Linked DNA regions of Homo sapiens: region 2 is linked to region 1. A link is a loop called in an ENCODE intact Hi-C map of the cell type or tissue named here. Cell type or tissue: ascending aorta. All regions are shown on one strand. Each heading gives the region's core, and the rest is flanking DNA. Links, peaks and the distances in the headings are about the cores only.

Region 1 (2,928 bases), core at 207-2,706:
ATATGTCTGCTTCAGACTTCCTAACAGTATGGCAATCCTAGGGAAGTCAAATTTCTTAGTGCTGACTGGCTTATCCTAGAATAAGTTTTGCAAAAGCGAAAGTCACAGAAGACATAGGCAGAAGCTGTGAAACGTCTTATAATTTAGCCCTACATGTCCTATAAAGTCACTTCTGCCATGTTTTATATGAAAAACAAGTCACGTTTTGGGTAGGCCATATTCAAGGAAAAAGCAATGAGATTTTACCTCTTGATTTCAGGAACATCATTCAGTATGGTGAATAAAGGGATCATTAGTTTTCTTTGTGACATAAGCAATGCTAGTAGCAGCAGGTTGATATGATCAAAGTGTTTGGGTTCCTGAGAGATTACTGGGTAACGAGTTCTCAGATTAGACAGAAGAAAATTAACAACAACAACAACAAACTTCTTAACATTATCTACATAAAACTTTCCATCCTGTTCCCACAAATGGTATAAGTAGAATATGAATAGTCTTGGGTATCATTGATCACATAGTAAGGGACATGCACAGGCAGTCATCAGCACAACCTTGACTCCTTGGGCCTACTTGACAGGAGCTTGGCCTGTGCAATGATGTAATATCCTCAAGACCATCATGACTTTAGTTTGCAGGCAGGAACTAACCTTCCTGCCACTTCTATTTTTCCTTAGTTCCATTGTCTTCCTTCCTTGCTTACTTTTCTTTATTTTTCCTTATATCCTTTCTTTCTACTCTTACTTAACTATTTTATTTTAATTCAGTGTCTGTTATGTACCAAGCCCTATGCTAGGAATGGGTAAAACAATAGTTCAAAGAATCAGACATGTTTCCTGTTTTCGTGAAGTTAACCTCTTAATGGTAAAACAAAAACAAAACAAAACAAACAAACAAAAACCAAAAAAAATTCCTTAAATACAACACTGAATTTTATTTATTTATTTATTTATTTATTTTTGAGAGAGAGTCTCACTATGTCACCCAGGCTGGAGTGCAGTGGCTTGATCTCCGCTGACTGCAAGCTCCACCTCCCGGATTCACTCCATTCTCCTGCCTCAGCCTCCGGAGTAGCTGGGACTACAGGCGCCCACCACCACGCCCTGCTAATTTTTTTTTCATTTTTGTATTTTTAGTAGAGACGGGTTTCATTGTGTTAGCCAGGATGGTCTCGATCTCCTGACCTCGTGATCCTCCTGTGTCAGCCTGCTGAAGTACTGGGATTACAGGCGTGAGCCACTGCGCCCAGCCACAACATTGAGTTTTTTAATAAAATTAGGGTTCGGGCTCAACATGGTGGGCTAGAAATAGCTTGTGTGTTCTGCTCTCACAGAGAGAAAACAAAGTGGTGAGTGAACACTAACTCTGCAAGTGGACCACCTAAGAAAGCACATTGAGACCCATCAAGGGAGTGAGGCAACATGAAGAAAAGAGAAGAGCAAAACCGGGCAGCCACTCACCCAGGACTTTTACGGAACCAGGAGAAGCTCTCTAACATGGAGAAAGAGTGTGAAAGTGAGAGCCCTCAGAAAATTCATACCTCTCACAGGAACCTGTGCAATCCTGGGAAGAGGAGAACACCTCGCCCCAGCCACCCCCGCCCCCCAACCCTGGACCTCTGGACTGATACAGAGAACCACCTGGAGTTGACGGGGAGGTAGCACTCAAGTCCATGGGGATCCCCACAGGCCTTCAATCCCTGAAAAGCCCAGTGACAACTGCATAGTCCCAATAGAAGCCTCAGTCGCAATGCCAGGGAGCAGCCAAATTGCTCTACTCCTCCTTGCCAGGCCACACTTGGTGCTAGCTTTCAGAATGGCAGGCCAGCCTCTGCCTGAATTATGTGGGCAGGCATGGCTAGGGACTGGGGAGGTTTATAAGGTATGTGGTTTTTATAGTTTCCTTGTTGAATGCTCAGAATCACTTGTTTTTCTCTTTTGCAGGGGTTTTAACTTTAATCTAACTCACTAAAGAAGCTAAGAAAAATGAGTTATAATTCCACAATCTGTAATTTCATAAGTTCATGGCAATAAAGAAAAAAGTAATCTCTATGGGCGGAAGTAATTGTTGAAGGATCATAGGAAGACACTGGGGTAAAAGTTAGAAGATTTTAGTTCTTGCCCAGTTCTGCCATTTAATAACATTATGACCTGGGGTCTTAGTTTATTCATCTGTAAAATGAGGTAATTATCACACCAGGTCTTTTCACTAAAACACTGTATAACTCTCCAGCAGTCCATATGGATCTGTTGTTTTACTGGAGGCTTCAAACCCAAGCTACATACTGTGTCTTCGCATTTTACTTACTCTAATATATATATTTATATATATATATATTTTTTTTTAAATGAGGAAGAATATATGTATAGTTTTTGGTAGCCACTGGGCTTTACATCAAGTAACTTGATAGTTTTATACCTAGAGGGTAAAATAAATCAAAGGGATGATCTACTTGGTAACTCTTGACATATTTTATGTTGTCATTTGGATGCATTTTCAGCTACCTATGCCAATACTAAGGTTGTACTCCACATCTGAGTGTATATTTGGGCTTTTAAAATGAAATTGAGTTTTCTGTGCCTTTTGGTATTTTGTACACTAAAAAATTATTGATATGGGGTGGTGGTAGTTAAATGTTGCTTGTAGTAACAGAAATTGTATTTCTGCTGGTGAAAGAGAAAAATGCTTAAAGGTTGTGTAAGGGTGTGCATAGGTATACATGTATATATATATATATGCACATTTGAACAAACTATAATTCCCACTAGCAGAAGTAACACAAACATTAATAACCCTCAGTAATATATTTCAGTAGAATTGATTTGTTTTATGAATATCCAAAAGCTCTGTGTTATACAACCAATCGGATCCTAAACCAAGTCTTCCATAAAGTTGGTACTGTTTTATTTGTTAGCCTAAAGTACCATAGAC
Region 2 (2,928 bases), core at 183-2,682, 300 kb before region 1:
GTTACATTATATTAATACTATTCATATTTACTGAGTATCTAATATATACCAACAATCTTTAAGGGCTAAAGGTAAAAATGCCAAATAAGATAATTCTTCTTCCCTGAAAAGGTTTACAATTAAGTGGACACAGACAAACACATAAACTCATGATTGCAATGTAACGTGAAAGGGGTAATATAAAGCAGGTATTTACAATTTTGTCCAAGCTTTGGGGTCTCTGGAGAAATTTTAAAAATACCAATATCTAGGCTTAATCCTGACCAACTCAATACAAATCTCTAGTAATTTCCAAAGTTTCTCAGAAGATAGGATTGGGGATCCTTGAGAAACAAAGGCATTCATAATCACTAATGGGAACATGGAAAAAATTATGGACGGCTGGAAGTTTTTTTTTTTTTTTTTGCAAGTGACTCTAAGTCTTGTGGGATGAAAAAGACTTCTCTTGGACAAGGATGGTGAAATGAACATTACAAGGAGAGAAAATATCCTGGAAAATTGACAAAAGCTTATTACTTTATTTGAAATCTTGATGTTTATATAAATCATCTTTGCATACCTCTTTTCTTCCAGCTCTTAGTCTTTCTCCACCTGGCTCCTACATACGTGATATAAAAAAATTATCAAAATATTAAAATTTAATATAAAATCTGAAAATCTTCACCCCAAAGCTTTAGAGAGTTTTAAGATTTAAGAGATTTAAGGGAGTTTTACAATATTGGAATATACATAACTTATATAAGCTTCAAAAACAAGGTATTATTATGCTTGAATGAAATGTGTAAAATGAATAATCTTGGTTAAGTTTTTGTTGTGAGTATATCTTTGGAATACAATAAGTTTTACTTTGAGTATAGTTTTTCATTTATACCTATGTTTGGGTAGCTAATACCCAAAGCAGGCTTAGTATGGTTGGTATTAAGAGAAAAGTATTTATAAAATTGAACCTCCATCTCCCTTGCAAATGCACCAAATTTCTCCAAAATAAGGGGTCTTTCTCTGTCTTTCTTCTTTCTCTCCCTCCCTCCCTGTTTAGCTCTGTAATATAATCAATGCAAATTAATCAAAATGGGTACTTTATTTGAATAGAGCTCTGAGTGTGTCATACACTTATACTTTTATATATTTGACATAATAAACTTGTAATTTTAGATATTATGCACATATTATTCAAGTTTTAAGCAAATCTCATATGATTGGTCTTTTGTGATAAATAGTATTTTCTAAAAGACCCTTCAGTAAATTATAATCACAAATCTTCCAAGTCTTCATTTTGCACATGCACACAAAACAATTTCTGTCTCTGTCACTGAGTCTCTATGTGTGTATTTCAGAACTGGTGGGTTGCATCTTACTAAAACAACAACAAAAACCAACAAACAAAAGTACCACATTTTAGTTTTGTTTGAAATTGAGCCTGAAAGTGTGGATTGTTTGAATTTGAAATATCACCACTAGATGGTGCTCGGTATCCTGTCAGAAATGTGAGGCTTTTTAAAAGAACAAAACCCTTGAAACTGGTGTTACCAAGGCAACCTGCTTAGCTTGGTCTGGTTGCTTTTCCTTGTGCCCATTTTTCTGTCTCTGCCTCCTTTTTATTCTTTTTCCAATTAATTTATTTTTCTGTTAATGCACATGGGTTTATACTGTGGGTTTCTATATGGGTTGCTATTAAAAAAAATTGAGAAAAAAGAATGTGGTGTATATCATTTTGGAGTAACCACTGTGTGCCAGTCACTTCTGAGGGGAATACAGGGGAAGTTTTGGCCATGGTCTGCAGCAGTTTACAAACTGATTCTTAAATCAGTTTTATGTCATAAAAAGAAAAAAAAGCAAAAACATGAAATACCTTGTTCGTACTAAATATGATCTCTTATTAGTAAATATGGCTTGCTCAAGAGAGCATCATTTCATGAATTAGAAGATAATCTAGATGGGCCACTAATTAAATGGGTTACATGAAGCAATTTATTTAATCTCCCCTGTTCTTAGAAATGTTTGAATAAACTAAATGATCTTTAAGGCACCATCCAATTCTAATATAATTTAACTTATTTTTTTTTTTATCTTTTAGAGTTATAGGAATTGCATGAAATGTACTTTAGGCCACAGTAGTCAGAAAAATCTCATTTATTAATAGGAATTAATAATGTATATTTGAGAAGGCAAAGTCTAAAGAAGAGAAATAAGTGAGGAATCTGATATTGTCTAATACTCAGACATGCCCAGACCTGGAGTGTGTTTGTTAAGCTAAGAGGGTTTCAGGTGCTCATGTAGGAAATGTGCTCTGTAAATTTGTATGTTTGTACTCCCTCCAAGTACTTGGGAATGAGGCATGGCCTTAATAGTTATGGTAATAAAATAAAACCATAAAGGTTTAGAGGAACATTTTTTTTAAAAAAAAGCCCAGTAAAATGTTATTATCTTTCAGATCATATAGTTTTTTAAAAATCTCTACATATTCTCATGATACTTTCCAAACTAGATCTTGATTTAAATCTGACTCATCAGTAGACCCTAGAGGAGAAGCTACATAGGATCCAGATTCAAATTCAGCCACATCTTTTTTTAGTTCTCTAGTTGTGCTTTCTTGCAACTCTTGCTGTATCTTCAACAAGTAGTTCTTTATTCTGTTATTTGAAGTCTGTGGGCCTGAGGTAGGGATCATTAAGTTTTCTCTTGGAATATGTTTTCTGTAGAGCCCTAAACTATTATTAAGATTTCCAACACAAGGTGAGTCTAGGACTGGCCTTGTAGTATGATTAGTAAATAAAGATCTGGTCTGCTCTTTCTCCACAAGAAGTTTGGTACTGACCTCTGCTAGTCTCTCATTAGTTCTGTAAAAACAGATTGACTTCATTTAATTTTTCTACTATTACCTGTCTTGCTCTTTCTTTAGTCTCTGATTGATACTGTTCTAATTGTCCA

Evidence for each region. A loop is a pair of places that touch in the nucleus more often than their neighbours do. Peaks named below come from ENCODE experiments on the same cell type or tissue, not always from the same donor. Only the 100,000 strongest peaks of a DNase experiment are listed, where the experiment ranks them.
Region 2: a loop joins it to region 1, with 4 times the contacts of the local background. A loop is called at or near these places in 3 of 110 quality-filtered maps.

What each region holds. Positions count from the first base shown.
Region 1 is chr5:101,681,095-101,684,022 of GRCh38, reverse strand. All of the region lies in intron 3 of LOC105379102 (a long non-coding RNA gene), which reads left to right. Among named protein-coding and RNA genes, the nearest start is that of SLCO4C1, 610 kb to the left of the region's middle. In ascending aorta, for the core only: no CTCF peak of the experiment used is centred there; no DNase peak of the experiment used is centred there.
Region 2 is chr5:101,976,469-101,979,396 of GRCh38, reverse strand. No RefSeq gene overlaps it. Among named protein-coding and RNA genes, the nearest start is that of SLCO4C1, 320 kb to the left of the region's middle. In ascending aorta, for the core only: a CTCF peak has its summit at 1,447 (motif pointing right); no DNase peak of the experiment used is centred there.